2 separate regions of the Homo sapiens genome follow, and region 2 is linked to region 1. Evidence: chromatin contacts called from ENCODE Hi-C or POLR2A ChIA-PET data. All regions are on one chromosome and are shown on one strand. The core of a region is the stretch at or near the end of the contact, and the rest is flanking DNA. Distances in the headings are between cores, read along the strand shown.

Region 1 (2,584 bases), core at 28-2,527:
TCTGCTCTCAAGGAACTTCCCATCTCATGGTAGGGACAAGCCATGAAAACAGCGAGGAGACGCATTACTAAAACAAAAAGAAGAGTACGAAAAGCATTCCCAAAAGCGGTATGTACTGCTAGAACAAGTTGAAGCCCTTTATAACCTGGATTCATGATTTGGCTTCTAAGATAATCTCTAGCCATTCCATCTATAACCCTAATATGCCAGGTTGCCCTAAAATTCTCACTGCTCTCTCAAAATGTTACGCATTTTCAAACCTCAGTGCTTTTGTTTATATTTCGATTACTGGTATTTTGGAGCTAGGTGGAAGTAGATCACCTATTGCCTGAATAAGTTTGGAAAGTTAGTTAACTCCCTTTGGCCTCAATTTTTTCTTTTGTAAAGTTACAGTAACAACAGTACTACTTCATAAGGCTGTTTTGAGAATTAACTAAGGAACATAAAACCTTATCACCGTGTATGGGACATATACCCAACAAATATTAGTGACTACCATTTTTTCCTTGAGCCCAAATTGAAATTTTCCATTAAAACCTTTAGCTAACCCAATCACAAGACTCCTATCACTACCTTAAAAAACAAAACAAAACAAAACAAAAAACCCACAAATCCTCAGTTTGTTTTTTGCATGAGGAACTGGGTCATTGGGCCTAAGCCTCAAGAGATAGCCTGAATGATGGCTTAGACCACGGCTTCCTTTTTAAAAAACAACAAAACAAAACAATCCCCCAACAACAACCTTCAATAAGAGAGAAACTTCACATTGTTAAATAGTAGATGTGTGTATATGTAACAAAAGTCCCAAGAAGTGACACCTCTTCTATATGCAAAGCACTGTATTTCCTATTCTTTTTTTAAAAAAGAAATACAACCCACAAAATTGATTTCATGACCCACAATTACAAAACATTCGTTCAGACTTCTTCCCTCATCACTTTTAAAGAGGGTGATCTACATTTAAGTCATTATTCCTACCACTGCATACAATTTACAAAGTATTGCTGGGTAAGTAATACTGAACTTAGCTTTTAGGTATTCATATGTCTATGGTGTTACATCATATTCAGCTTAAAATGTTTTATTATCATCTTAACAGATAGTCATGTTCATCTGGCAGTTTCTGGGTTAATCAAGAAAGTGCTGTCACTAAACCTGGGCTATTAACTGAAGCCTATCTAACAGGACTGAGGTTTTTCCTCTTGGTAATGGCAAAGTGCCCCATGATTCAAGACTGAGTCACTCTGACCACAAATGGAATATTAACATGCTCTTAAAGATATCAACAGTTGGTCTCTCGGTTCAGTAAAAATGCACTGGCATTAGTAACTTCTCTACCCACGAACAAGATGCCTGCTGGGAAATTCCATCCCTGTAAAAGAAACAGTTGGCAATGGGTGTTCAAGGGAAAAAGTGAACTCTGGAATTAAAAGCTTATATATAACAGTAACCAGATTTCTGTTTATCAAATTGGTACATTAAAAATGGGGATGGTAAAAAGTGCTAAGACACCTCTAATTCACATCACTTAAAATCAAATCTAGAAAGGGGCTGTAAAGAAGAATACAGAAGAAAAAAGATTTAGAAAACTGAAAGCTTACATCTGCATTGTCACTACTGGGCCGAGAAGCATCTCCACTGCTACAGTCAGTCCTGCCCAGTACATCTCCAGGATCTGTTTCTGCCTCACTGACTGTTAGGGTGTCCCCTAAAGGTCTGGAGGGTGTAACTACAGCTCCATCCTAAAACAGATGAAAGAAAAACACGCGCACACAAACACATAAAAGAAAACTTTCATTACTTGCTGCATAAAGAAATAGTGGTACTACAATCTACATGGAGACTACTAAAAGTTGGACATTCTGATATGCTCAAGTATGTTTAAAATTCTACGAGTAAAATCCATAAATAACTACTAATTCCGGTATTCTAAAATGTCATGACCTTAAAGACAGGGCAAGTGATATTTTGGTAAAAAGAATGTAAGTTCAAACTTCTAAATATAGCAAAAAGATAAAATGGTTTGTTAATTTATGTAATTTATATTTATATAATTTATATTGTCTGCCCATTAATAAAGGTTATTACCCTATAGTTTCTTGTTAACTACCTTCCAATGCTTCAGAGTGTCAATCAATGGCCAATTCTAGGACATAATACTATAACATAAATTATTATAAGCATTTAGATCAGGTTATAAGCATTTATTTATTTATTTAATTTGAGATGGAGTCTTGCTCTGTCACCCAGGCTGGAGTGTAGTGGCAGGATCTCGGCTCACTGTAACCTCCGCCTCCATGGTTCAAGCCATTCTCCTGCCTCAGCCTCCCGAGTAGCTGGGATTACAGGCATGCACCACCAAGCTTGTCTAATTTTTTTATTTTTAGTAGAGTCGGAGTTTCACCATGTTGGCCAGGATGGTCTCAAACTCCCGACCTCAGATGATCTGCCCGCCTCGGCCTCCCAAAGTGCTGGGATTACAGGTGTGAGCCACTGCGCCTGGCCAGGTTATAAGCATTTAGATTGCTGTCCAAACAGGGTAAGAATATTATATTTGCCTAGTAATAACATAAAACTGTCAACA
Region 2 (2,584 bases), core at 58-2,557, 120 kb before region 1:
AAGCCCGACTTTACTTAAAAAAAAATATATACAAAAATTAGCCAGGTGTAGTGGCGTGTGCCTGTAATCCCAGCTACTTGGGAGGCTGAGGCAGTAGAATTGCTTGAACCCAGGAAGCAGAGGTTGCAGTGAGCTGAGATCACGCCACTGCACTCCAGCCTGGGCAACAAGGCAAGACTCTGTCTCAGTGAAAAAAAAAAACAGCCAGGAAACAGGCATCCTTCAGAGCCCCCTTCATACCACAGCTGCCTGGGATGACAAAGCCAGGAAGAGGGGAAACCTGGTCATGCACGAGGTGCTGTGTCCTGGGCCTGCCTGGAGCTAGGTCAAGCCTGCCTGAGGCCAAGCCAGGCCCACACATCAGACAGGCACCGTATGGTCTCAGATTCTCACAGGGAACATATGCCCTGAGCAGAAGTGCCCTCCTGTGCAAGACAGCCCTCTCTACCCTGCAGATTCGGCCCCTTCTGCTGAGCGAGTGTGATGGATTACTTCACCTCTTGGGATTTCAGGGTTTTGTGTGTAAAATGAAGGGGTCTCGGAGCTGGGGTAGGCAGCCCCACAGACAGATGTGCCTCTGCTCTGGGGTGTTTGCTCTGGAACTGTCATACAGGGCACAGAAATCTTCCCTGTCCAAAATCCTCCCAGCTGCCACCAGAGGTCTCTTCCCAAAATGTCAAAAGGATCATGTCGGGCCATTCACTCTCTTAAAACCCAGTGCTTAGAAGAGGAAGTCTGAATCCCTCAGCAAGGCTGTGGGGACCGAGGTGCCTCTGTAGCCTCATCTCCTCCCGCTCCTCCTGCAAGCTGATGGCCAGCTGAGCAAGACACCCTGCACTTCTCTGACCACACCCCTTGTCTCCAGGCCACCATGCCTTTGCTGGGGCCATCCCCTCTGCTTGCAATCCCCTTGCCTCTTTGCCCTACGTCTCCACTTGCACAATCTACTTCGTAAGTGAGCCTCTGCCCACATGGCCCCTGTGCATCCTTGACTACCCCACCCCCAAATCAGAATTCAGGACCCCTCACTAAGCATCCATGGCACTGGGTCCTACTCCTGCTGTACCCAGTACTTATCACGTGTCATGCATGGTGTCTATTTTCATACTTCGAGAGCCCCTGGGTGCCAGGCAGCACAAGGGAGACAGCGTGGGCCTCAGAGTCCAGCAGGCCTGCAATTGATTCGGGCTGAGTCACCTACCAGCGCCAGTAACAGCTGATCACTGTCACACACAGGCTTCAGGCAGGCTGCCCATGCATGCATTCTCCCAGCGTCCTTCACCCTGTGGACAGCAGTTCCCATGTGTGCCCTCCCACAGCCACCCTCTGAGTCACAGGCCGGGCAGCTCCGCCCACCCTGGCAGGTACCCAGCAGCCCTGGGCTGCAGACTCCCCTCATACCCGGCATATTTATCCCGCTAATGAGTTCTTAAAGCTCTAACAGGGCTCTTTCCACTGAGCAGGTTCAGTAACAGATTCTTATAAAAAATAAATTCAGCACATTAAACCCAGATTTCAGCATATTAGTAGACCCATGGGGAGGGGCCTGAATTTACCAAACACTAGGCAGTTGCTGTCTTTTAATTAAAAAATAATGATGACAAGCTCATGTAATGTCTGGTCCCTCCCTAAGAAAGATTTTCTGATTTCCCATGTCAGACGTTTCCATGGAAAAACCAAGTGTTTATGTCAGGACAAAAAAAAAAAATCCCTGAATGTCTGGAAACAAGAAGCCTTCCCTGCTTGGCTCCTCTGGTGCCAACCCCTCAAACACCTTCCTCCCTCCCCTTATCTGACTGCTGCCTTGAAGGTGTCGGTGAGATTTTATGCCTGTGTGAGCATGTGGTCACCGCCGACCAGAGTCTAAAGGAGCCCAGCTCCATCTCACCACGCTATTCACTCATCCCTCTGTACTCCGCTCGTGCAGACACTCGCCCACTGGCTGAGGTCACTGCGTGCTAGGGGCGAGACATCCACAGATGCCCAAGGCAAGGTCTCTGGCCTTTGGGAGCTCAAAATCTAAGATGCCAAGAGCCACGATAGAGGAGTGCCCAGGGTACCCTGGAGGCAGAGAGAAGGGTGAGTGTGTCCAGGACAGGCTCCCAGGAGAGGCACTGTGGAAGGAATGGCCACTGAGCTGGCTCCTGAGGATGAGTGGAGGGAAGAGAGGGAAGGGGACTTCAAGTCGAAGGGACTGTCCACGCAAAGGAACTGAGGCACACAAGACAGGAGAATGTGGAGGAAGCGCTGCCAGAGCCCAAGGGGCAGGGTGCCGGGGAGGTACGTGGAGCTCTGCATGCACGAGGCTTAAGCTGGACAGTCAGGCAATGCCAACCCCCCGACCTTGCTGTTCTTAAGCTGCGCTCAGCCCCAGAACCTGTTGGGATTAGAGAGGAAGCAAAGCCGTATTTGGTTTCTCTAGCAAAATTATGAATCATCATCTTGCATTTCCATTTCATGCCCAGTTCTGGGCCTGAAGTTCCCCACAAATTCCATCCTTACTCCTAGTAGCCACACAGTGGGAGGGGACTTCAGGAGGTGGGCGGAGCATGTGTGACTCAGGAACGGGAGTGACATACTAAAT

The links. A loop is a pair of places that touch in the nucleus more often than their neighbours do. ChIA-PET counts read pairs that join two places held with the same protein, here RNA polymerase II (POLR2A). Pooled maps may share reads with other maps.
Region 2: a loop to region 1 is called in a pooled map, with 2.1 times the contacts of the local background. The contact joins two enhancer-like sites. A Hi-C loop is called at or near these places in 1 of 50 pooled maps. POLR2A ChIA-PET finds 5 or more read pairs at or near these places in 2 of 52 experiments (GM12878 and K562).

The regions. Positions count from the first base shown.
Region 1 is chr11:120,430,929-120,433,512 of GRCh38, reverse strand. It overlaps ARHGEF12 (Rho guanine nucleotide exchange factor 12), which reads right to left. Exons shown (of 41, transcript NM_015313.3): 11 at 1,602-1,742. Among named protein-coding and RNA genes, the nearest start is that of GRIK4, 80 kb to the left of the region's middle. Within about 2 kb of position 1,277, at least 9 of the 41 ENCODE cell types and tissues checked have a DNase peak (open chromatin) inside an H3K27ac peak, as active enhancers do.
Region 2 is chr11:120,546,719-120,549,302 of GRCh38, reverse strand. All of the region lies in intron 1 of GRIK4 (glutamate ionotropic receptor kainate type subunit 4), which reads right to left. Among named protein-coding and RNA genes, the nearest start is that of GRIK4, 36 kb to the right of the region's middle. RefSeq lists an enhancer at 619-1,364. Within about 2 kb of position 1,307, at least 17 of the 41 ENCODE cell types and tissues checked have a DNase peak (open chromatin) inside an H3K27ac peak, as active enhancers do.